2 separate regions of the Homo sapiens genome follow, and region 1 is linked to region 2. Evidence: read pairs that join two places in POLR2A ChIA-PET (ENCODE). Cell type or tissue: CD4-positive, alpha-beta T cell. All regions are shown on one strand. Each heading gives the region's core, and the rest is flanking DNA. Links, peaks and the distances in the headings are about the cores only. Region 1 overlaps RIPOR2 (RHO family interacting cell polarization regulator 2). Region 2 overlaps LOC105374981 (a long non-coding RNA gene).

What was found. Peaks named below come from ENCODE experiments on the same cell type or tissue, not always from the same donor. Only the 100,000 strongest peaks of a DNase experiment are listed, where the experiment ranks them.
Region 1: POLR2A ChIA-PET joins it to region 2 with 6 read pairs; 6 of 35 experiments call an interaction of 5 or more read pairs at or near these places.

What each region holds. Positions count from the first base shown.
Region 1 is chr6:24,858,593-24,870,523 of GRCh38, forward strand. RIPOR2 (RHO family interacting cell polarization regulator 2) reads right to left here. Exons shown (of 22, transcript NM_001286445.3): 6 at 10,502-10,555; 7 at 6,709-6,858; 8 at 2,381-2,444. Among named protein-coding and RNA genes, the nearest start is that of ARMH2, 66 kb to the left of the region's middle. RefSeq lists an enhancer at 3,590-3,699. In CD4-positive, alpha-beta T cell, for the core only: CTCF peaks have their summits at 8,732 and 8,944; DNase peaks (open chromatin) are centred at 4,279 and 8,759; H3K27ac peaks cover 3,441 bases.
Region 2 is chr6:24,946,669-24,958,599 of GRCh38, forward strand. It overlaps LOC105374981 (a long non-coding RNA gene), which reads left to right. Exons shown (of 3, transcript XR_007059514.1): 3 at 2,429-3,823. It also overlaps a transcript of RIPOR2 not described here and the pseudogene MTCO2P33. Among named protein-coding and RNA genes, the nearest start is that of RIPOR2, 17 kb to the left of the region's middle. In CD4-positive, alpha-beta T cell, for the core only: no CTCF peak of the experiment used is centred there; DNase peaks (open chromatin) are centred at 2,553 and 5,253; H3K4me3 peaks cover 3,418 bases; H3K27ac peaks cover 6,756 bases.

The DNA.
Region 1 (11,931 bases), core at 1,784-9,783, 88 kb before region 2:
ATGTAGTTTCTGAGTTTGCCTGTTAGATGAGGAAAGTGGAGGAGACAGGAGTCTATCAATGAGGAAGGAGATTTAGTCTCAGGCCTGAGAAACCCCATGGAAGAAACCAAGCGTTCAGGTGGACTCTCAGGAACATCAGGCAGGAGAGCAAGAACAACAGAGAGAGGAGGAGATGGAGGAGCAGGAGCAACAGCAAGTTCATCAGTCCATCAGGGCTGCGATGTAGCGGGGTGGCCAGGTCCCCCAGTAGGTGGCAGGGACTCCAGCATCATCTCCTCCCTGAACACCAAGCCTGAAGCTCCAGATCTGGTCCGAGGGTGGTCCCTTTCCTCCCCATCCCACTCCTAGGGTGTCTCTGTGCTAGGTTGGAGAGGATCTGCCCGTGAGGGAGACCATTCTTTGAGCAATGGTTTATATTGTCTGCTCAGCTCTGAACTTCCCTCATAACATGGAGTTAGAGGTGGGAATGCATTAGGAACAAAGAACCCTGGAATTCAGTTTCTTGTCTGACTCCAATTTAAGTGTGACTCCTGGGACAAGTCATTTAGCCTCTCTAGGCCCCTATTTCCCATCTGTAAAATCAGGAAATTACCATCCCACCAAAAATAGATGCACTTGATAATACTGAGCATCAGAAATAGGAGAAATATAGTACTTTTTTATATTAGCAGTGATAGGTGATGTGCATGATTTGAATTACTGTTAGGCTGCGAGACTCTGCGACTGTGCTAGTCTGTGTGGGTGGCGTCTGAGAGTTGGGGGAAGTAGAGGGAAGGTTTTCTGCTAAACACTGATTCAGGGCAGTTATTTTCCAGAATTGATCAGGCTGCTGATAGAATCATCCTCAAAGTTAAAATAAAAATTCCAGGGCCCACGTGGGACTATGGACCTGCGTGATTTTGGAACCACTGACTCAAGTGAGGACCCAAAAATGTAGAGAATGGACCTAAAAAATGGAAAAAAGCACAGATGCCAGACTCAGTAGCAAAGCAAGTGTTGAAACTTAACACTGAATACTAAACTGATTCCCTACCGGATCTGCCGGAAGAGAAGCATGCAGCCATTTGGGAAGCTGAGGGTCAAGGTCATTTATATTCCAGGTATTCTCAGACAGGCTCTTACATGTCAGTGCCTAGTGCTTGACAGAATAATTTCCCTCCTGAGTTAGATGATTCATTGGAAAATGAAGCCCTCCTGTCGAGCCCTTTCAAAAAAAAGTCTCCTTTCTTTACTCCCTTAATTGCAGAAAGTAGAAAGAAGGTGATTAAATCCCCATTAGCAACCCAGGGATCAAGCTGCTAAGAAACCTCAGAATTGCATAAGCACCAGCCCTCTTCACTGCAGTCAGATGGGCCAAAACTTGGAAGAGAAATTGACTTGCTGTGATGGCCGCTCATTTGACAGCCATGCCTGGCCACTGAGCCGTAAATCTGACAACACCTGAGCAATGCTCTATTTTCTAAAACCAGACTTCGTTTTTGTTCTGAAGATGCTGTGGTTTAACTCAATAATGTGTCTAGTTTGGAACTTTCTGGAATAAATACCAGAAAGGCACTGGGAGGGGAAAAATTCTCTGTGGGTTTAACACCAAGATTTACAAAATTTCATAGTTAGTTTGCTAGAAACATGAGGAGCTAAAGGAAGAATTTAAAGATCACCCCAAAGAAGCCAACAGACAAGCTAGAATGTGGGACATTCTGTACAATGGTTTCTACAGCAAGTCAAGGGTAGAAAAAAAGGTAGGGAGAGGTTTGTTTTAGATTAAAGGAAATCTAAAAGATATACCTAACAACCAATTGTAATGCATGGACCTTGTTGGGATCCTAATTTGAACTAATCAAATGTACAAGGCATTTTTGAGACAACGGGGGAAATCTGATAATGGAATGGGTTAATAACCAGGGTTTATTATTTTTGTTAGCTGTGAAAACGTGACAGTACTTGGCATCGTGGTTATGTAAGATGACAGCCCCATGCTTTAAGAGATGCATACTGAAGTGTATAGCAGCAGACTGACATATCTGGGTTTTATTTCATCAAAGGACTTCTCTTTTATCAAAGGAAAAACAAAAGCAAAGAGATGGAGCAAATGTGGCAAAATCTTGCTAATTATTACATCTAGGTGATGGGTTTATGGGGGCTCATTATAATGTTCTCTCCACTTCTGTGTATGTTTGAGATTCTGTCATAATATTTTTGTGTGTGTAGGTAAGCCTCAGGATGAGAAGCATCAGTAAACTATCAAAAGTGGGGTGGGTTGAGAGTGGGTGGCGCTGCGTCTTTGCAAGGAAAATAAAAATAGCATGGGCTCTCAAACTTCAAGGAGCTCTGCACTCTGCAGAGATGGCTCCTTATTCTCTCTAAACAAGGAAAATAATACCTTTCATCTTGATGGAGAATTCTCCCAGCAGATTCTCTAGCTCCACTTCAATGGTGCACATATTCTGCAAAGAGGACAGGAGACGATCATGAGAGCTAGCCTTTCACCCAACAGCTCAAAGCACACGACGTTCGAACAGCAGCACAACCACTGCGTGAACAACGAGAAGCATTTACCTGTTTGCTCCACACAGCACAGCCTAAGAAACATTCTTGACAAAATGTTTGATCTGAGTCTAAGCCCACCTTTTAGTGTACAGGAAATTTAGGGCATAGATGAGCAAGTCAGATTATATCAAAAATAGACACATTCAGAATGTGGGGTAGTCTATAGGAATTAGCATGAATTCTACAAAAAGGCAGTATCATAGGGGAAAAAATTTCTACATAAAGAGACTAGACAAACATAATCACCAAATGTAACAACTTAACCTTGATAATATCCTGATTTGAAAGTAAATAAATCAAAACATTTATAAAAGACATTATTGATCCAAATAGGGAAAACTTGAAAATGGACAATATGTTATATAATTCTATGGGATGATTGTCAATTTTCTTGGTTGTAGTAATGGTATGTGGTTATGTAGGAAATGTAGATATTCCATAGGTTACTATTAAGAGATCCCTGGCTTGATTTAGCCATTGTATTACATATTTCTGTGCATACACACTTCAAAACATCAAGTTGTATACCATAAATATGTAGTTTTTATTTGCCAATTACAAATAAATTTTAAAAAGAGATCCAGGTTAAAATACATATAGGGTGAAATGTCATGATGTCTATCACTTACTGTCAAATGACTTGAGGGGGATTTGATCATATGAGAGAGAGGGAAAGCAAATATGGCCAAATATTACCAATTGGTAAATCTAGATAAAGGCATATGGTGTTCAATGTACAAGTCTTTCAATTTTTCTATAGGTTTGAAATTTTTCTTAAAAATTTGGGGCCAAAAGAGCACAAGGGCTGAATTCTGCTCAAGTGAGTAAGGCAGACTTCCTACTGCAAACCTACAGCGCCCCAAAAATTATTTTTGGGTCTGACAAGGGTCTTCTCTTTGATGTTGAAGGAAAAGGATAGAGAGAAGGAGTAACACCATCTGTGCATGTGGTTAGATACATAACTAGCCTCACCCTACTTCCTCAATACCTGAGGACCTAAATAGAACAATTGCAGTTAGAAATGAAAAGGGAAAGTGCTGCGGCCATGGGCCATCCCCAGGGAGGCCCTTCTGCTGCTTGACCAGCTTACAATCTGGATGCTGCCTCTGCTATGCTAAGCAGCAGTCTCCATTGAAGCTTGATGCAGGGTGATGTCTGCAGGCTTCTCCCTCAGTTGCCAGCCTCCCACAAGGCTAGGGGTTCGAGGGTGGCCTCACTGACAAAAGCATGGCCAGCTTGATTAGTGCAGGCTGGTATTGCTTCCATTTGAATTCTGTATGCTGAGGACCTCAGCCTAGAGGTTCTGATTCTTCTATGTTTCGTTGTTCTGCTCCAAATGATCACTCTCATGGGATGCAAAGAGAATGGCATTGCTTTTTCCCTTGTAAATTCTCACTACCTGAACTAGCTAGCAAGGCTGGGGAAAACTTCCTGAAGTCTGAGCTCTGCGTAGCTTGAAAGCCTTGAAAACAAAGCCTCAGTATTATAAACCAATTTATTTCCTCAGAGTATTGGGCACTTCTGTGAAGAAACAGTTTCCAGACATATCAACTATGCTATCATGCATGTCAGGATTGCTACCAGTATCTCTGAAAAACGTGAGAGCAGCTAGGTTAAGACTTGAGGACATCCATGGTCAAAATTTTCCTCCCCCGACCACTGGCACCCCCCCACCACCCACAGCCACTGATGAACATTGCTGCACACGAAAAAGCACCTGAGCCTACCTTGACCTCATTGTTAAATCCTCATTTTAAACCATCATCATAATAACATGCTGGCTTTTGTGGTTATGTGAGGATGTATTTCTTTCTTGCTTTTTTGTTTTTTTGAGATAGAGTCTCTATCTGTCACCCAGGCTGGAGTGTAGTGGCGCCGTCTCAGCTCACTGCAACCTCTGCCTCCCAGGTTCAAGCGATTCTCCTGCCTCAGCCTCACGAGTAGCTGGGATTACAGGTGCCCGCCACCACGCCCGGCTAATTTTTGTATTTTTAGTAGAGACGGGGTTTTGCTATGTTGGCTGGGCTAGTCTTGAACTCCTGACCTCAAGTGAACCTCCCAACTTGGCCTCCCAAAGTGCTGGGATTACAGGTATAAGCCGCTGCACCCGGCCATGAGGATATAAAACCACCTGATACCAAATGAGGTATGAGGCTACAGAAGTCCTGGACTTCTTTCTTCTCTAAGGCAGTTTAAATTGCACTCTATGTCTTTGAATTTGTGAGCAAGGTCATGATGCCATGCCCTGGCACTTGATCAAGGGTGGCTGTGTCTGAAATGACCTGCAAATATGCCAACAAAGGCAGCCCCTGCATTCTGCTGGTCAGTTATCTGCATTTGTCCTATAAACATCCTTTATAATTGGAAACGGCTCTCCTCATTTCAGAGATCTGTAGAAATGGGGTCTCGTGAACTAGGACTGCTTCTAGGCCAGGAATTTTCAATCTGCAGCTCTACAAAGTAGGATGGGGGAGGGTGGGAAGAGTCAGATCTTTATTTTCACTATCATTTAACTGAAATTAAACATGTTTAGGTATGATGAAGGTAGAAAACAAGCCACAGCAGTATTAGCCATACCTGTGACTTTGACACTGATAGAAATCACATATATGTTCATGTCACATTATTTATTGCAGATAACTTTTTAAAAAATCATTTATACTTTTCATTACTTTGATGTTTCAGTAGTTATTAGAGCCACTACTAGATCTTATAATTTGATGTGTTAATAAAGCAGCAGCATAGAACTATGTCACATATTTGACTTTTGAAATATTTTGAAAACTATACTGATGATTTTGAAATAACTGTATTTCAATATATTTTCTTCTTTTCAATTCCTATGTATTTTATTTTATGCATTTAAAAAACATTATTCTAGGCCGGGCTCAGTGGCTCATGCCTGTAATCCCAGCACTTTGGGAGGCAGAGGCGAGTGGATCACCTGAGATCAGGAGTTCGAGACCAGCCTGGCCAACGTATAGTAAAACTCCGTCTCTACTAAAAATACAAAAATTAGCCGGGTGTGGTGGCACACACCTGTAGTCCCAGCTACTTGGGAAGCTGAGGCAGGAGAGGTACTTGGGAAGCTGAGGCAGGAGAATCACTTGAACCCGGGAGGCAGAGATTGCAGTGAGCCAAGATCGCGCCACTGCACTCCAGCCTGTGTGACAGAGCAAGACTCTATCTCTCAAAAAATAATAAAAAAATTATTCTAAAGGAGGAACTTAGGTAAAGAAGCCCTGCTTTAAGTCAAATAAAGAGAGAAACTTGGTTTAGACAAGAGGCAACACGGGAGTGTACACACAAAGGGATCCTACTGACAGTCATCCAAGCTGTCCTTCTGATCCCAGGGCTGAACCAGATGCTCAGCTCTGGGAATTGTCCAACAGACCCTCTACAGGCTGATGACTTCATTCATGAAATCTGATCTCTGAACAAAGACTCATGGGATAGTGAGGAGTGCTGCTTTAATAATTTAGTCATTTCATCAAAGACATTGGTATTAGGTGACCCCAGGAGGAGTGAAGACCTCTCTATGTCAGATGCTTGGGCCCCAGAGAGTTGGAAACCAGGAAAGCACACTTCTGTTCATGGTTCTTAATCTTGGCTCCTTTATGATAAAAATTTCTCACAATTAAAAAAAACATTGTAGGCAGAGGGTTACTGATCCAACACTGACATCCAGTGTAGCTATCTGAACCATAGGGTCTGCTCCACTTCCAGGGATAAAACTAGGCTCGATTTACACTAGAATATTTAGAAGTGTGTTTAAATGACACAAATCAGGGCAATGTGGTTTACGCATTCATTTTATTTTATTTTAGAGATGTGGCCTCGCTCTGTCACCCAGGCTGGAGTGCAGTGGCGCGATCGTAGCTCACCGCAGCCTTGAACTCCTGGGCTCAAGCAATGCTCTTGCCTCAGCCTCTTGAATAACTAGGACTACAGGCACATGCCGCCACTCCCAGCTTATTCATTCATTTTAAGCAATTCTACCGATTGCCTTTCTTGCATACTTTTTAGGCTAACAGTAAAACCTATCTTTCTAGAGGGTGGAATGAGGTTGTGGGTTGCTGTTTGCCTTGTTCTTGGCAATTACCAACAATTCACACCAGGCCAGATGGGATTCGGCAACTTAAGCAGGTTAGGGAGTTATACCTCTGTGTACTCCTTGAAGCTCCGATTGATCTCTGTCAGACTCTCCCGGGCAGCTTTGCTGGCAGGGGATGTTGCGAAGGCTTGCTTCATTTTGCTGGCACCATCCTGGAGGCGTCGCTGGATACAATAAGCTTCATAGAGTTCATCTACCTGCCAGAATCAAAACAGGAAACAGAAATAAATGTCAGGCTTGAAAGAAAATACATAGATCATTGTTACATGCTTAATTTACTTTATATTTCTGACCTCTACAAAGAGAATCCTGTAGAAGTATTATCCTTTTAGATAGGGACCAATCGTTTTTATTGTAGCCACTGTGATACATTTTGTCTCAAAACAGATTTTGCTCTAATCCTGTTTTCAAATTATGCAAAAGGGAAGTGCCTCTCTTGCATTGTTTGAGGCTATCATTGGAATTGTTTAAAATGACTCCCAGGTGACTTTGTGGGTTCATGGGTGGACTGTAAGTATTAAATAAGAAAGATGAGAGCTTTCTGTAAGTATTAAATAAGTATTAAACAAATAAGTATTAAATAATAAAAATAATTAAGTATTAAATAAGACTGTAACTATTAAATAAGGAAGATGAGAGCCTTCTGTATATAGAACAAACACTGAAAGGGTTTGTACAATTTCATACCAAGGTGAAAACTTTGTAGTATCCTAGGCTAATATCACTTTAAGAGGTAGTGTCACAATATTAGGATTTGTAATCCTGATATTTACACATCCAGATTTAGTATTTCATAAAGTAACTTGGGGATATATATTGAAGATAACTTTTGTAAAGTCTTGGCTCAACTGTAAAGGAAAAAGTTATTCTTAAAATTAGGGTAAAACACAATTATCTAAATATATCAAACTGAACACTTAAGAACTCAACTCTTTTTCGTGTAAATTATGTGACAATTACAAAAAAATAAATTGAAGCAATATAAATGAACTTTTCTTTTGCTACACATCTACACTTATGCTTCTAAATAATAACAATATACCCTTTTCAAATGACTATTGATTTTATACTCATATAAGCCTGATAATCAGCTAATTCTTCTAAGGCAGTGATTCTCAATCAACCCAAGGCAATTTTGACCCCCAGGGGTCTACTGGCATCTAGTGGGTAGAGGCCAGGCATGCTGCTAAACATCCTATAATGCAGAGGACAGCTTCCTGCAATAGAGAATTATCCCCAAATGCCAGTAGTGCTAGGGTTGAAAATTTTTTTTTTTTTTTTTTTGAGATGAGGTCTTGCTATGTTGCTCAGGCTGGTCTCTAACTGCTGGGCTCAAGTGATCCTCTTAACCTCCCAAGTAGCTGAGACTACAGGTGCACATCATTGTGCTTAGCTAAAAAAAAAACCTGTTCTAAAGTTATTCCTAATGATATTTATCTCTATAAGTCTGGTACTATCTTTAACTGACTGCAGTTAACTACAAGAATTTTCAGGCGGATAACAAACAACAATACCATCAGGCATTGTCAAAAGCAAATAAAACCTGTTGCTTTGGGGAGGCATACTTACCTAGCACTATTTGAATTTTCATTTCAGTATGAACTTTGTTTCTTCAAAAAGGAAGCTTAACTATAGATCCAGAAGAAGGTGGAGATGCATATACTAGATTTCAGAGTTTAAGAGTCCCGTTTTGTTCTGAAGGCAAACTTTTGGCTGCTCACTAAAAAGCATTACTATAACCTGTTTGAGGATTACAATTTTCCATAATTGCATTCTCTACACAGATATCAATGACACTTAGTTTAGAATGCAAACATGAAGAGACTAAAAATTATTCTCTTGATTAAAGGATTCTTTGTTGCTATTTACTTCAACAATGCACTCAACTCTGCTGAGAAGAATGCCCAAACTGAAAAGAATCATCTTTAATCTTCAGGGTCAGTGGATTTATCTTTGATTAAGAGGGAGATATAAGACTCAAGGAGTGTCCTATCTGCTGATGACATCTTTTGGTTGATGGTTGGCATAGAGTGTGGTTTCCGTGCTTTAAAGCTAAGCCTCATCTGGTGAGCTTGGTAAAATGCTGATGCCCAGGCCCCACTCTGAGATGCTGATTCAGTAGGTTAGGGCTGGGCCAGGAATCTGAAATTTTAAATAAACATTGCAAATTGTTCTGATGTGGGAGATCCCCACAAAACTTTTAGAAACCCAAGTGCTAATATCTCTTCCAATGCAGGTCAGGCTATGTCACCCATGTGGTCTTCTGGGGAACTGCCCTTGCAACCCTTTCCCCTACTAGTGGGTACGCCAAAGTTTCTGAGCTTGTTATCCTTTCAATAAGGAGACAGTGCCCACAGGACCATCGGTATAGCCATAATGACTTAATCTATTACTTTGTGTAGTGAGAAAGTTTATTCTTTGTTTTTGCTTAAATATCAACCTATCCTAGCCAAATGGAATTAAACTTTTGGATAAAGTATACCTAGGTAGTCACCTTAGCAGAAGGCCATTTGTAGGCAAGCATTTATCTTACCTATCAGTCAGCAGTGGCTCATTAAATAAACTGATTAATTGAATCATTCAATTACATATAATTTGTTAGGCGTCTGAATATAAGATATTGCAAACAGAAAGAGTACCACTGACCTTTGAAAACCATTGGGATTGTTGTATCTAACAACCATGGATGCAAGATTGATAAATATACCCTTACCTAATACTGATTGTTTTCTTGCTGTTTTTTGAATTAAACAATAATATGTCAAAGCTTGCCTGCCACATAAATACCTTCTGATGGATGTCATTGTTTTATTTATTGAGTTTAGCAGAAATAGGAGCAATTTCAGATTTGCCTAGGTAGTAAATATCTTTCAAAGCAAGAATGTACGAAGGCAGTAGCATATACATGTATATCCATACATACAAATCATCCTAGAATTTTAAACCAGAAAGGATTCTTAGGATCATGTAGATCAAATCTGTGTACCTCCCCAGCTCCACTTCACAGAGTAGAAAGCCAAGATTCACATAGATGACATAGCAAGTGAGTAGGTGGCAGAGCTGGGAATAGAACCTAGGGCTTCTGACTCTTAGAGAGATCTGCTAAAACTCCCAGGCTCCCCACTTGGAAGAGAGGCTGATAGATATAGACAAACAGGAATTGATAATGGTGTGATTTAGCTGCCTCTAAAGGTAAATATTTTCTAGGTGGCACCAATAACTCCTGATAGTGCCCAGAACAAGGGGGTGATAGTCAGCCTCATTGGACCACCAGTGAACTATGGGGTTCAGGGCTGGGTGTCAGGGACACTGACAAAGTAGTGCACATCTAGGGGAGAGAGGATAAAATGGCACCCGAAAACCATGCCATATGAGGGAGAGTGGAAAGAGCCAAGGGCTTGAGAGAGATTGAGGGAGGCGCTGAGACAGTGGTCTTTTGGTAGTTATAAGGCCTTCATGAAGAAGTTTACGGGGCACCAAGTGTTATGTGGAACCAGAGTGTAAAGTTAGACAAACATGAAGTTTTTTGTAGGGCTAGTTTGATTGATAGTTTATCTCTAAGCACTCTACACTGAGGCTGGAAGTAACTGTGCCTGTTACTTAGCACTTAATAAATGTTTGTGGAACTGAGGTAGAGTCAAAACTGTGCTGGGCCATCAGGCCTTCCATTCTTATTGTTCCTCCATCTTTAGTGCCCACTTGATGACGTAATTGCTAGTCAGCTTAGGAGTCAATTGGATAGGAAGTTCTCCACGCACTAGATACTACGCTCAGCCCAAAGGTGTATTTGATTAGCAACAGAACTGAAAAACAGGCAATGAGAACAGGAATTTCAGTTACCTTACTTATATGAAACTCCAGGCGTCTCATGTATCTTTCAATTGTTTTAATTTGCTGGAATTAAAAGAAGTTTGAAAAAGTACAGTCATTTATAGTTCAATTGACTTAGGCTTGTGAGAATATCTTGATTATATCATACTCAAAAGTATTAGAAAATCCAATATATTTCCCCTTTCCTTCTATCTTTGAAGCTATTTTAGAGATTCTCTAATACCAATTTGGATTTTTTTTTTTTTTTTTTGAGATGAAGTTTCGCTCTTGTTGCCCAGGCTAGAGCACAATGGCACAATCTGAGCTCACTGCAACCTTTGCCTCCTGGGTTCAAGCGATTCTCCTGCCTCAGCCTCCCAAGTAGCTGGGATTACAGGTGCCCGCCACCATGCCTGGCTAATTTTTGTATATTTAGTAGAGACGGGGTTTCTCCATGTTGACCAGGCTGGTCTTGAACTTCTGAGCTCAGGTGATCCACCTGCCTTGGCCTCCCAAAGTGCTGGGATTACAGATATGAGCCACCATGCCCGGCCCTGGAAATTTATTTTTTTAATATTGAATAAATATTTTGAGAAGTGAACTTGAATTAGTTATCGGAATCCTTGTGTTTAACATGAAGAAAGGCCAATCCAATGGAAGTCATTAGATTCTGACAGAACAGTATCATATTGGAGTATATTTAAATTTCTCCATAATAATATATTTTGTCTTCTAAGATTGGTTTTTTTTCCCATTCACATTTTAGTGTCTTTGAAATTGGGGTGCATTTTACAATTGCTACCGGCAGACAGCTGCCTGTACAAGCTCAAAGATAATCATAGTTGTTCATGTGTCATCTCTTTGAGTTGTAATTATTATTATATGCATTTATTTGCCTTTTAAAATGTCTTCAAAAAGAACACACTATGATTCAGCATTGAAATAAAATTATTGTGCACATAGAAAGGCATGGAGCAGCACCGTATATAAATTTTTTTAAAAAGAAAGAGAAAAAAAATCTGTGTCTAAACAGACCTAACAGTTTTCTTGATAACTATAAAATGCAAATTTTAGGTAAAATGAAACAACTGTCAGATTTTAACTGGAATCCTTTTTTTCTCTTCATGGCACATGAAATAATGGTGCATTTTCTAATCAACAATGACTCAGATTTGATGAAGTATAGTAATTTATATTCAGAGACAACACAGGTAAAGGCCTCCAAACGCCTGGGAAGTTCTTAAACTTATAAAAACACTACAACCCAGTGGCATTTTAATGGAAGTGACCTTAAACACTTTATTTAATCTATAGATCACAGTACTTGTTCATTATCCTCATCAGACAAAAGTATGCATTTTTCCAGGATTCAAAAAACTATTAGTTCTCTAGGATTTTACTGTCTCTAAGAGGGTCTCCCATTGACTTCTCAAAGATGCAGAGTTTTGTTTTATTTTTTG
Region 2 (11,931 bases), core at 2,180-10,179:
TGGGATCAGGGGGTTCCTGGGGGAGCCAAAAGAAATAGGGGCCCAAGGGGTCTGGACCCTGCAGGAGGTAGGCTTCGCAGTGCCATCCCTTTGCACATACTAGCTTTGTGGGCTGTGACCCAGTCTCTCCTGACGTATTTCTTTTTGGCCTCCAAATTTCTTGTCCTCAAAGAAGGAATAAAACAAGGATTTAGAATTCAGGACTTGTTAAGTTGATTTTGGCCAAGTGTTTTTGAAAATTCTTCCTGGCGTGGCTTCTTTTCAGTATATGTGTTTCAGTGACCTCTGACTATACAGAGACAGAAAAACAATTTGGAGAAAGAGATATTTTGAAGACTATGTGACAGAAAGAAAGAAGAAAGAAAAAAGGAGGAAGAAAGAGAAAACGTGAAGGAGGAGCAGAATATTCTTCTTTTGGAAGGAAAATACTTCCAGATTGTGTCTGTTTTTTTAAAGATTCCGTGGGAGGATATCCAGAGACACTCCTTGATTTAAAACTTCAGCCTTCCCTCCCGCAAATTCGGCTCTGGGTGCCTATCAATGCTACAGGACAGACGTGGGCCCAGATAAGGCTGAAACACACCTCAACTCTCCGTCTCGGGTTTTGGGCTCACCTTAGATGCACTCTAACTCTGCTCTGTCAGGCATCCAGGAAGAACTACATGCATTTGGGTCAATTTGGATGGAGGAAATGAAGAATTATCGAGTAAGAAATCACCATTCCTCTTTTGTGTACTAGAAGGCTCAACCCTGAATGTACCTTCCTACTTTAATGTCTGAAATGTATTAATAAATTACGATAAAGAATGAAACAGTGAAAACAAAACCCCAGAATAAAAGAAAAGAAAACGTGTCCTGTGGACCGAATTATGGAACGGTCCTGCTCAGGAGGGAATAAAGTCTCATGTTTTCCTGACCTGGGACTGGTGGAGAAAGAAGATGGTGCAATTCTCCTCTGATTCCTTACAGTTTAATTAGCAGCCTTGATCTTCTTCAAAAAGGGGCTCTACCTTTTCTTCTCTTTCAAATAAAGGATGGGGAGGAGAAGGAAAAAGTAGGGGGAAGGGGAGGGGAAGGAAAAGAGTAGGGGAAGGGGAAGGAAGGAGCAGTGAAGGAAGGGAAGGAAAGAAAGAAAAAAGAAAAAAAATGAGATATTGCCTCAACTTTTAATGTATAAGTTAACTCTCGCATGTTTTAATAGCTCGTCTAGTTCAATTTGGCCTTCAAACGCTATATCCCCTATTATAGAGCTCACTTTCCATGACCACGCTCTTATAATTATTTTCCTAATTAGTTCCCTGGTCCTATACATTATTTTCCTAATACTCACCAAAAAATTAACTCATACTAGCATCATAGATGCCTAAAAAATCGAGACTGTCTCAACTATTTTACCTGCCATTATCTTAATTTTAATTGCCCTCCTATCCTTACGTGTTCTGTACATAACAGATGAGGTTAACAACCCTTCTATCACTGTCAAAGCAATTGGCCACCAATGATATTGAAGCTATGAATATACAGGCTATGAAGAATTAGTCTTCGATTCTTATATAGTCCCAACAGCAGACTTAAAGCCAGGAAAACTTCGATTCCTGGATGTTGATAACCAAACAATTCTCCCAGTAGAGATCCCCATCCGTATATTAATCTCATCCGAAGATGTCCTGCACTCATGAACTAACTATCCCCTCATTGGGCCTCAAAACAGATGCAATCCCCAGAATACCTGACTATGAAGAGAACCTCTGAGCATTAGGATGATGAGCCCAGATTCCTCTCCTTCACTGCTCTGTGTCTGTCTCAGATGATTGCTCATGGGAGTTGTTAGTTATTAATCACTCTGCTATTTCTTTCTTTCTTTCTTTTTTTTTTTTTTTGAGATGGAGTTTCGCTCTTGTTGCCCAGGCTGGAGTGCAATGGCACAATCTCGGTTCACCGCAACCTCTGCCTCCCGGATTCAAGAGATTCTCTTGCCTCAGCCTTCCGAGTAGCTGGGATTACAGGCATGAGCCACCACATCCAGCTAATTTTGTATTTTTAGTAGAGATGGGGTTTCTCCATGTTGGTCAGGCTGGTCTCAAACTCCCGACCTCAGGTGATCCGCTCACCTTGGCCTCCCAAAGTGCTGGGATTACAGGCGTGAGGCACCACGCCCAGCCACTCTCCTATTTCAAACATTTTTTTGCCTTTTAAATGTCAGTTCAGGTTGACCACAGGGAAACTTTGTAACGACCAATGGGTCAAGCTTCTGAGGCACTGGTTCTGGCCCCTTTTCCTCCTCTCTCCAACCCTCTCCCTCTTGTCCCTGTTCCCTGACTTCTCTTAGGTGTCAAAAACAATCCAGGGCTCATTTCATCTCTGTACATCCATGTCACTCTCTCCTCCTTAACTCTTCAAATAGTATCTTTTTTTTTCCTTTTCTTAGAACCATATCTGGTGTGACAACAATTTGAAAAGCGCCACCCATCCTCTCTGAGACCACAAACAGCGCTGAAGGCAGTGAACCAAGACTTACAAACAAGGGTGTAGACCAAGGAAAATGCTGGGGGCCAGAGGAGGAGAAAGCAAGAAGATAGAAACACCATAGTTTCAAGAGGGAGGGGAGCAGAAAGCCGCCAGCTCTCCAAAAAACAAGAAGCAAAACCCAGAACTCAAACCTCATGAAAGTATCACGAGGTTGAAGCCTTTAAAAGGTGTTTTTACAGCAGATTTTAGAGACTTCTCACCTTACCAACGGTTATAAACCCGTATCCTTGCAAATTCAGCAGTAGAGTCATTAGATTGCCCTCTCAGCCTCTGCACGTGAAGGGTCTCAGGGCTTTTCAGGACATCTTTAGGGTCAGGTTTCGTGAAATAGGTAGGTTGGGCCAGCTTTCTGGGGACTCTAAGCAACCTTGGAGAAAATGGGCAGGAGTAAATAAAGGTATGCCAGCTTGCTTTTTCCAGTGGGGACTTGGCAAATGCCAAAAACAGTATAAATATTATATTCCCATCTTCTAATATCATGGAAACCCATGGTGGCAATGGGGCGCAGGGCTCACTAGCCACCCTGAGGTGAAGAAGTGGCCCCTCAGAGATCTGAAGCTGGTTAGCAAGAGTTCACCAGGGCCTAGCTCCTTGTCCCTCAGGGAAAGCCCCTGGGTGCTATAGCCCACCACCTGGAAGGGGCAGCCCCTGGAGAAATGTTAGAATTCTGGGTGAATTATTTTCTTATGAAATTTCATCCAAAGTTTTAACAAAGTACCAAATAGGAGAGTTGTTAAGTATTGTGAGTGAGTGAGGTGGAGGAAGCAGAGCGGGGAAGGGGTGGCTCCACTCTCTCACTATATTCACTGCTCATCCTAGAGATGACCTAGTGTCAAAAACGTTGCAAATGCAACCAGCTGCCTGTTGCATCCATGTAGTTCAGTTGTTGCTATTTACAGGGTAGTATAAATGCCCGGTGCTGCTATGAACCAAGGTGCTGAGTATCAAATGTTCCTGGAAGAGCACCTAGTAGTGTTTCATTGGATGGTTTCTAGTAAAAACTTTATGCAAAAGTAATATGGTATTGCTGATTATAGGTATTATCTGATAATAATAATCCTGTCAAGTACTTGCTTGGGCCAGATCACTCTGTGAAGGCAGAAAGTTGGCAATGCTTGTCTTAAATGCAAGATTCTTTCTCTTTTCTTCCTCCCTCCCTCCCTCCTATTCAACCATCCTTTATTCACCCTTGGAAAAATTTGGGCTCTGCATTCACTCTTGCACAATCCTGTAATCTCATGGTTTACTTTATGATGACAATATTAATGACAATAAAGGCACATTTTCCCTAAGATACTTGGGAGTATGTGTGGCTTATCCTTCTGTTTTCCTTACGAAGTAAAAGGGAGCTCAGTGTGTCTGTCCTCACTTTACTGATGCAGAGATTAAGGACAAGGAATCTAAGTGAATGGGCAGTAGGGGACATGAAACATGGCAGGGTCACCGGAGCAAGCCAAAACACTTTTGAAGAGCCAGTGAGTCAAACCTGTGGAAACCTATGCCAGAAAGTTCTTACAGGGATGACTGAACTGTTCCATCTGAACAAAAAGAAAATATATTCATTTAAACAAGCCTAAAGTGCAGCTATCTAACAGGCGAGGTGGATGGGGTTGGGTGCATAGGGTTTGCTGCTTTAGTGCTGATTTCTCAAATCTTTTATTTTCTCTGCTGACCTCTGCAGTACCATAGAACACAGTCCAGGCATTAGACTTGCAGCCACAGGATCTAGGTCTTGTGTGTCAGTTTTGAAGGCAGCATGCCCTGCTAGACTGCGACATCCTAGAAGACAAAGGTCAGCCAAGATCTTTGCGTGAGGCCTGATAGAAATCAATGTTCCAGACATTTTAAAAATCAATGACTTCATTGATTTCCAGAAGTTCTCTAGGCAAGAGCGATCAGAGACTTTAGAAGTTCATATCAACATGGAAGTGGTAGAATGACACCTGAGAGAGTAGTGGGTGGTCACCAGGTCACAGGTGTCAGGGTGATCGGAACACTCTGCCCTACAGTGACCTTTGCTCTACCTCCCAATATTAGGCAGAGGAACTACCATTACACAGAGCCTGATTATGGTTTTTATGCTCAGGAGAACTTGTGTTGTCTTCTAAGTGCTGCAGCCCCCAGGTTTTTTGTAAGAGAGGGGCAAATAGACATTTTCTCACGTAAATTAATCAGCTCATTCATGAGTTTTGCAGTCGAATCGCTGTCTTTGCATGGTGTTGTCTGCCAACTAATGGAATAGGGGGTCTTCAAATTTTGTTGACAAAGATAAGACTTCCGTAAAAGGATCCCTTCAAAAGCAGCTTAAAGAGAATTCCGAAGCAACTGTGCTTATAACAATAAATGTTTCTCCATCACTTTCTTTCCAGTTCCTTTGCCTCACGCTTCTGCTACTCTAGTTGTTTTTCCCAGTTTCTCTCCTGTTTACATGCGCTAAAAGAAAACTGTGTAAGGCACTTCATAGGAACATTAAAAACTGGTACAAAGGAAATGTCATGGTTGGTGGGGCGGAGTTTTTAAAGGTTTGGTGAGAAAAAGAAATCCAGACCTTGCTTCTGGCATTTTCTGGGTAGGATTTTTTCACTGGTCCCTAATTCACAGAATAATCAGCTTTGGCAGCAATATTTAGTTCTCCTTTCTTTCTACACACTGGGATGAGGGCATATGAGAACGGAACTTGTGGTAAAGACTACCTTGCCACAACAGGACCCCACCCTGCTTACCTTCCGCTGGATCCACAGTAGTCGTAAATATGTAGTGAATTGTAAATGTGGGGCTTCCTGTATTCTGCAGTGGACATTGCCACACCACTGTCTCCAGTGGAATGAACCAGAATGTAAAATTTATACCTCTTTTGAAATGCGATGGAGCAACATAGGATGACCACATTTTTTCTGTACTATATTGCACTCTTTTGCACAATGTGTAAGAACACAACATGAGAAACCCACAAAGAAGGAAATAGAACAACTGAGGTTGTTGGCTGGGTAGGCTGCAAGGTAAAGCGCAGAATAGTAAATGCCCCACCTAGCCAACATCCTCTGCCAGCTGTTATTCCTGTCACCTAATCTCTACTGCTCTCTCTCTATTATTCTTTCCTATCATCCATCCATTCATCCAGCCAGTCAGACAGCATTTACTGGGGATCCTGTCATGTTGGCTGCTGGGGATATAGACTGCGAGTAGTATGCTGGTAAAAACTAAATAACTAGCTCTGAGGTAAGGGAGCTGATTTGCAGTGCTTATGGATTTTCATAGTGCTAATACTCCCACCATGACTAATTTCAAGCTACTAATGCAACATCATTGAAGCAAAGTTGGGAAGAGATGCACAGTAGCACACCATTTCCACCAACCAGATACAATCGATGTAAATAACCTCCAGTGCACAGATAATAATAAAAGGTAGTAATGAGGAGCTGATGAGTATTGAGTATTTATTAGCATTGTTTTAAATGTAATTTATTTAATTGCACACTTATATAATTTAATTTTAAATCATGGCTGTTTTAACAAACAGCTCACAACATTTCTGAAACTAACAACTGGCTCTCATAAGCAGGTATGTGCTGACTCCAGCACACCACTAGACAGAAAGAAACAATGTATGCTGTTTGCTTTACAAAAGTCTTTTTTAAATCTAGAAAGAATAACATACACATGTAAATAAGGAGTAGCCATATAGTTAATGTGATAACGCAGTAGGGGAAAGTGCTGGGCATAGAATTAGTGGGAAGCACAGTGAGAACCTGTTATGCACTGAATGTATGTGTCTCCCCGAATTTCATATATAGAAGTCCTAATCCCCAGTGTGGCTGTATTTGGAGTAAGGAAGTATTAATAATGAAGGTTATGGCTGGGTGTGGTGGCTCATGCCTGTAATCCCAGCACTTTGGGAGGTCAAAGCGGGCGGATCACCTGAGGTCAGGAGTTCAAGACCAGCCTGACCAACATGGAGAAACCCCGTCTCTACTAAAAATACAAAATTAGCCAGGCATGGTGGTGCATGCCTGTAATCCCAGCTACTTGGGAGGCTGAGACAGGAGACTCTCTTGAACCCGGGAGGCAGAGGTTGCGGTGAGCCGATATTGTGCCATTGAATTGCAGCCTGGGCAACAAGAGCAAAACTCTGCCCCCCCCCAAAAAAAATTAAGGTTAAATGAAATCATAAGTGTGGGGCCCTGATCTGATAAGATTAGTGTCCTTATAGAAGAGACACTGGAGAGCCCTCTCTCTCTCCAGGTGTGTGCCCCACAGAAAGACCATGTGAGGACATAATGAGAAGGCAGCTTCCTGCAAGCCAGGAAGAGAGCTCTCACCAGAAAGCGAATCAGCTGAGATGGGGTTCAGGCCATGCTACTTCAAAGTGTGGTACCTTGGCATTTGAGAAAACAGCAGAAGCAAGAAGGTCGCTCTCACCTTTCCCTCATCCTTCTCTGCTGAAGCGGGTCACAAGGCTTTCATTTGAGAAGTACCTTCCCTATACCTGGAGGAATGGTAGACCCTTATTTCTGAAGACACAAAGACACAAAGAAGAATCTGAACAGTCTTCAAAACATTCCCCCAGTTTATGAACATTAGATGATCCCTTTGTCCAATCATACATCTGCATGACTGTCTCCTCGTCATCAAACCTAAGCATAAAAATACACAAGCTTCTCTGTTTCTTTGAGTCTTCATTTCTAAAGGCTCCCCTGTCATGTAAAACTTACGTTCATTAAATTTGTCTGCTTTTCTCTTGTTAATCGGTCCTTTGTTATTGGAGCCTCAGTCATGAACCTAGTGATGGGAAAGAAGGATATGCTTTCTTCTTACAGCTGGAACATTGATGATCTTGGACTTCTAGCCCCAAGAATTGTGATGAAATACATTTCTGTTGTTGAAGCCACCAGGGCTATTTTGTTATGGCAGCCCAAGCATACTAATACAGAGCCCTAAATAAAATTACCTGGAGGGCGGGTTGGTAACTTGGACTCAACAGAAGCACCTGAGGATGCTCAGAGGCAGGCTGGTTTGCATTTAGCAAGTGGACCTCCCTATTCCTGAATATTTTCTCTTATCGCTAGTCAGTGTCTTCAGATACAAACACCCTGGCACAATTATGATCCTTGGCAGAATGTTGACTTTAGAAGGGAGAACTCCAACTTTGAAGCCCAAGCTGAGAAACACAGCAGGGCAGGTGAGGATTGGTGACCAGTGACTGCCGCTGCAACACAGGAATCACACCTGGTGAACTGTGCAGGCCCAGTCTCTCTCTCCTTTTTTTTTTTTTTTTTGAGACAGGGTCTCACTCTGTTGCCCAGCTTGGAATGCAGTGGTGTTATCATGGCTCAGTGCAGCCTTAACCTCCCAGGCTTAAGCGTTTCTCCTGTCTCAGCCTCCCAGGTAGCTGGGACTACAGGCATGTGTCACCATGCCTGGCAAATTTTTTGTAGAGACAATATCTCACTATATTGCTCAGGCTGGTCTCGAACTCCTGAGCTCAAGTGATCCTTCTGCCTCAGCCTCCCAAAATGCTGAGATGACAGGTGTGAACCACTGCACTCAGCCTTAGGCCCCGTCTTTAATAGTGGCTTCTCATGGCAAAGAAATAAACAGCACACGTTGGATTAATAACGTATTCTCATTCCCAAGAGTCCTAGCATTGATAATAAAATGTATGCCTTCTAGAATGAGAAAGTCTTTGAGATTCTTAGACATTTTGGTGGCTGTGCAGCACTTAGGGCATTCTTCCTAATGTGGTATATATGGACATGAACAAATAGTAAAAGAATTAAGAGTTGTGGCCGTTTATATATCCTGATTTGTAGAACAGGTAATGACATATATACTGAGTATGTGTAGATGTGCTTAGAGGAAAGGATGTTGGCCAAAATGTGAACAAGGATGTTATCTCTGGATTAGATATTTTGGGAGGAGAGTTTACTTCTATATGTTTGCTTGTATTGTTTGCATTTTAATTTTTTGTCAAAAAATTTATCAATTTATAATACCTGTCCATTGTAAATAAAGCAAGTAAGATTTAAAAAGGAAGTTTAAAATCCAACCATAGTCCCAAGAGCCAGAAATAAGCACTGTTAATATTTTGGCTTAGAACCTTCCAGATCTTCCGCTATGCGTGGCATATTTTCTTTGTAACCTCTCATCAGCCTTGGATTAATCTGTCTCCATATCCTAGACCGGGGCATCTGAGCCCTGGGGGACAGAAGGCTCACAGCTCACACAATATTAAGTTAGTTTTAAAACACAGTAGGCCCCTCACCCCTGCTCACAATTTTTAAAAAAGATCTCTAGTTAGCCCTTTTTCATTCCTCCCCCCACTATTTCAAAGCTTAAACCATTCTCCCTATCTCACCTCCTATTTCAGAGAAAATATAGACCATCAAGCATGACTCTCTTACTTTCTTCTCTTCCGCTTTTAAATCTGCAGTTTCTTTTCTTCCCCTCTGTTATAGTTGAAAACCTATCTCTTACTCCGTCTAAGGTCCATGCTGCTCCTTCAAAAAAAAAAAAAAAAAAATTACAAGCCTGGTGCAGTGGCTCACGGCTGTAATCCCAGCACTTTGAGAGGCTGAGGTGGGTAGATCACTTGAGGTCAGGAGTTCGAAACCAGCCTGGCCAACATGATGAAACCCTGTCTCTACTAAAAATACAAAAAAATATTAGCCAGGTGTGGTGGCAGGTGCCTGTAATCCCAGCTACTTGGGAGGCTGAGGCAGGAGAATTGCTTGAACCTGGGAGGCGGAGGTTGCAGTGAGCCAAGATTGCAGCAACCGCACTCCAGCCTGGGCGACAGAGTGAGACTCTGTCTCAAAAAAAAAAAAAAAAAAATTACAACTTTTCTCTGGTTTTGTAATTAATCATATCCATATTGAAAATGTTAGGAAATATGAAAGACACAAAGAAGAAAATAAAAATCACATGTAACTCAAACATTAAGAGACAATTACTGCTGGCATTGTAGATTCTTTGTTTTTTCCACACATGATTGTGTGTCTCTGCACATTAAATAAGTATTTTTACACAATTGAAATTATTCCGCACATGCTATCTCATAAATCTCTTTTTCCCTCTTACAATAGATCATAAATATTTTTGCATGACTACAAATATTCTACACTGAGATTTTAAGATGATTTTTTAGGTTAAAAATAACTTTTTCCTTATTTTAAAAGCAGTGTATGCTTATTGTGAAACCATTAGACTTTTGTTAAAAGGGAGAAAAACTTAAATACTTATCATCTTACCTCTGAGATATGATGAGCTGACATAATTTTTATATAAATTTAATAAAAATAAGTTCAGTCAGATATCATTCTATATCATTTGTGATATGCAAATATTTCATTTAATCCTCATGACACGCTAGGTAGTTGTAATTATTATGATAATCCCCACTTTCTAGATGAGGAAACTGAGGCCTAAGGAATTTAAGTAATCTGTTTGAAGTTTTTAAGCGGTAGAGGTGGGCTATGGACCTAGGCAGTCTGCCGCAGAGGCTGGAGTTTTAATAACTCATCTGTACAGCTCTCAATTTATAGGGAACGTCTTTCCACATCAATAAATCTTGCTCTCTGTGCCTTGCTTGCAAATATCTACTCTAGCTCAGAATCAGATAAACATTGTTTTGTTTTCTTGTAGTTCTTTTAAGATTTTCTCTTTCGATTACCAGTTGCACGTAGAATTACTTTTGTTTTTGCTGTGGGTGGATTCTCACTTCAGGTTTTTTCCAAATGGTTAACAAATGATCCAAGTTTTATTTATTGAACAACCTATCGTTTCTCCACCAACTTAAACTGTTATCTTTGTTTCTGCCTCTGTCTTCTCTTGACTTCTCTGAAAACTTATTTCATCTATTATCCACCATTTCTCCTGGATCTTGAAAATATGAGGTAGCTTTGAATTATTGGTACATTTGCTTAATTAATTGATTGATGTATTATTCATTAAGTAGCATTTATAAAGGATGCAACAGGAAGATTTTTAAAAATCTCTCTTGGGACTCACTGTCTAAAGACGTGTAACGACTCTTTTTAAGAAACACTTAAGTTGTACTTACAATGTGCCAGTCACTGTTCTTGGTGATTTACAAATATTATCTTATTTAATCCTCATAGCAAGACTATGATATAGGTACTATTTATATCCCCACTTTTCATATGAGGCAATAAAGCATCAAGAGGTTAAGTAACTTGTCCAAAGTTACATAGCTGGTAAATGGGTGGCTGGGAAAAGTTAACTGGCAATTCCAATGTTATGCAATGAGTGTCATTATCATAGGGGAAATATAGGGTTCTGTGGGCTCTTAGTAAGGGCATTTGATAGAGCCATGGGAGTCAGGAAAGACTTTTGGAGGGAGTGATGGCCAAATGATTCCTAAAGAATGAGAAGGAGGGTCGGGTGCAGTGGCTCACGCCTGTAATCCCAACACTATGGGAGGCCGAGGCAGGTGGATCACGAGGTCAGGAGATCGAGACCATCCTGGCTAACATGATGAAACCCCGTCTCCACTGAAAAATACAAAAAAATTAGCTGGGCATGGTGGCAGGCGCCTGTAGTCCCAGCTACTTGGGAGGCTGAGGCAGGAAAATGGAGTGAACCTAGGAGGCAGAGCTTGCGGTGAGCTGAGATCGTGCCACTGCACTCCAGCCTGGGCGACAGAGCGAAGACTCCGTCTCAAAAAACAAAAAAGCAAAAACAAATAAACAATTACACTTAAAAAATTACAAATCCTTCTGATAACACTGTTGGTGGTATTGTAAACTGGATCAGTCTTTCTTGAGTGTATGATGGTGACAAGTAACATACTCTTAATAGTTTGATCTAGTAATGTCTTTTGAAAAATAACTTAAGGATATAATCTAAGAGAACAAAAAATATACACAAAGATGTGTTATTTAGGCAAAAATGGAAAAATATCCGAATGCCTAAGAATCAGAGAATGAATTTTAAAAAGCTATGTTTTGCAATGAAACACTATAGAACACTAAATAATAACTATGGTTATTATAGTGTAGTATGGTCATATGTACAAATGCATCTACTAAATAATGTTGACATGTGCAAAGCAGAATTTGCATATGCACCTTAATTGAAAATGATCTAAGGAAGGATGGATTCTGATACTCAAAATTAATTTAACACAATATTAATATCCATTAGATCTATTTTTAGCCTTCTCACAAAGGCAACCTAAATTTAAAATGGAAGTTAAAATAAACCTCTCTGAAAATCAAAATAAACACATTTCTATTTCTTCAACACATTTTTTACTTAGTTACTTCCCAGCGCATTAACTCCTTATTTTAGCATGAGAGGGGGAGAATAAACACTTAGAAGAAATGAAAGATTTCTTAGAATTTTGCTATTAAAATTAATTATTATTCCTGAGACGTATAATCA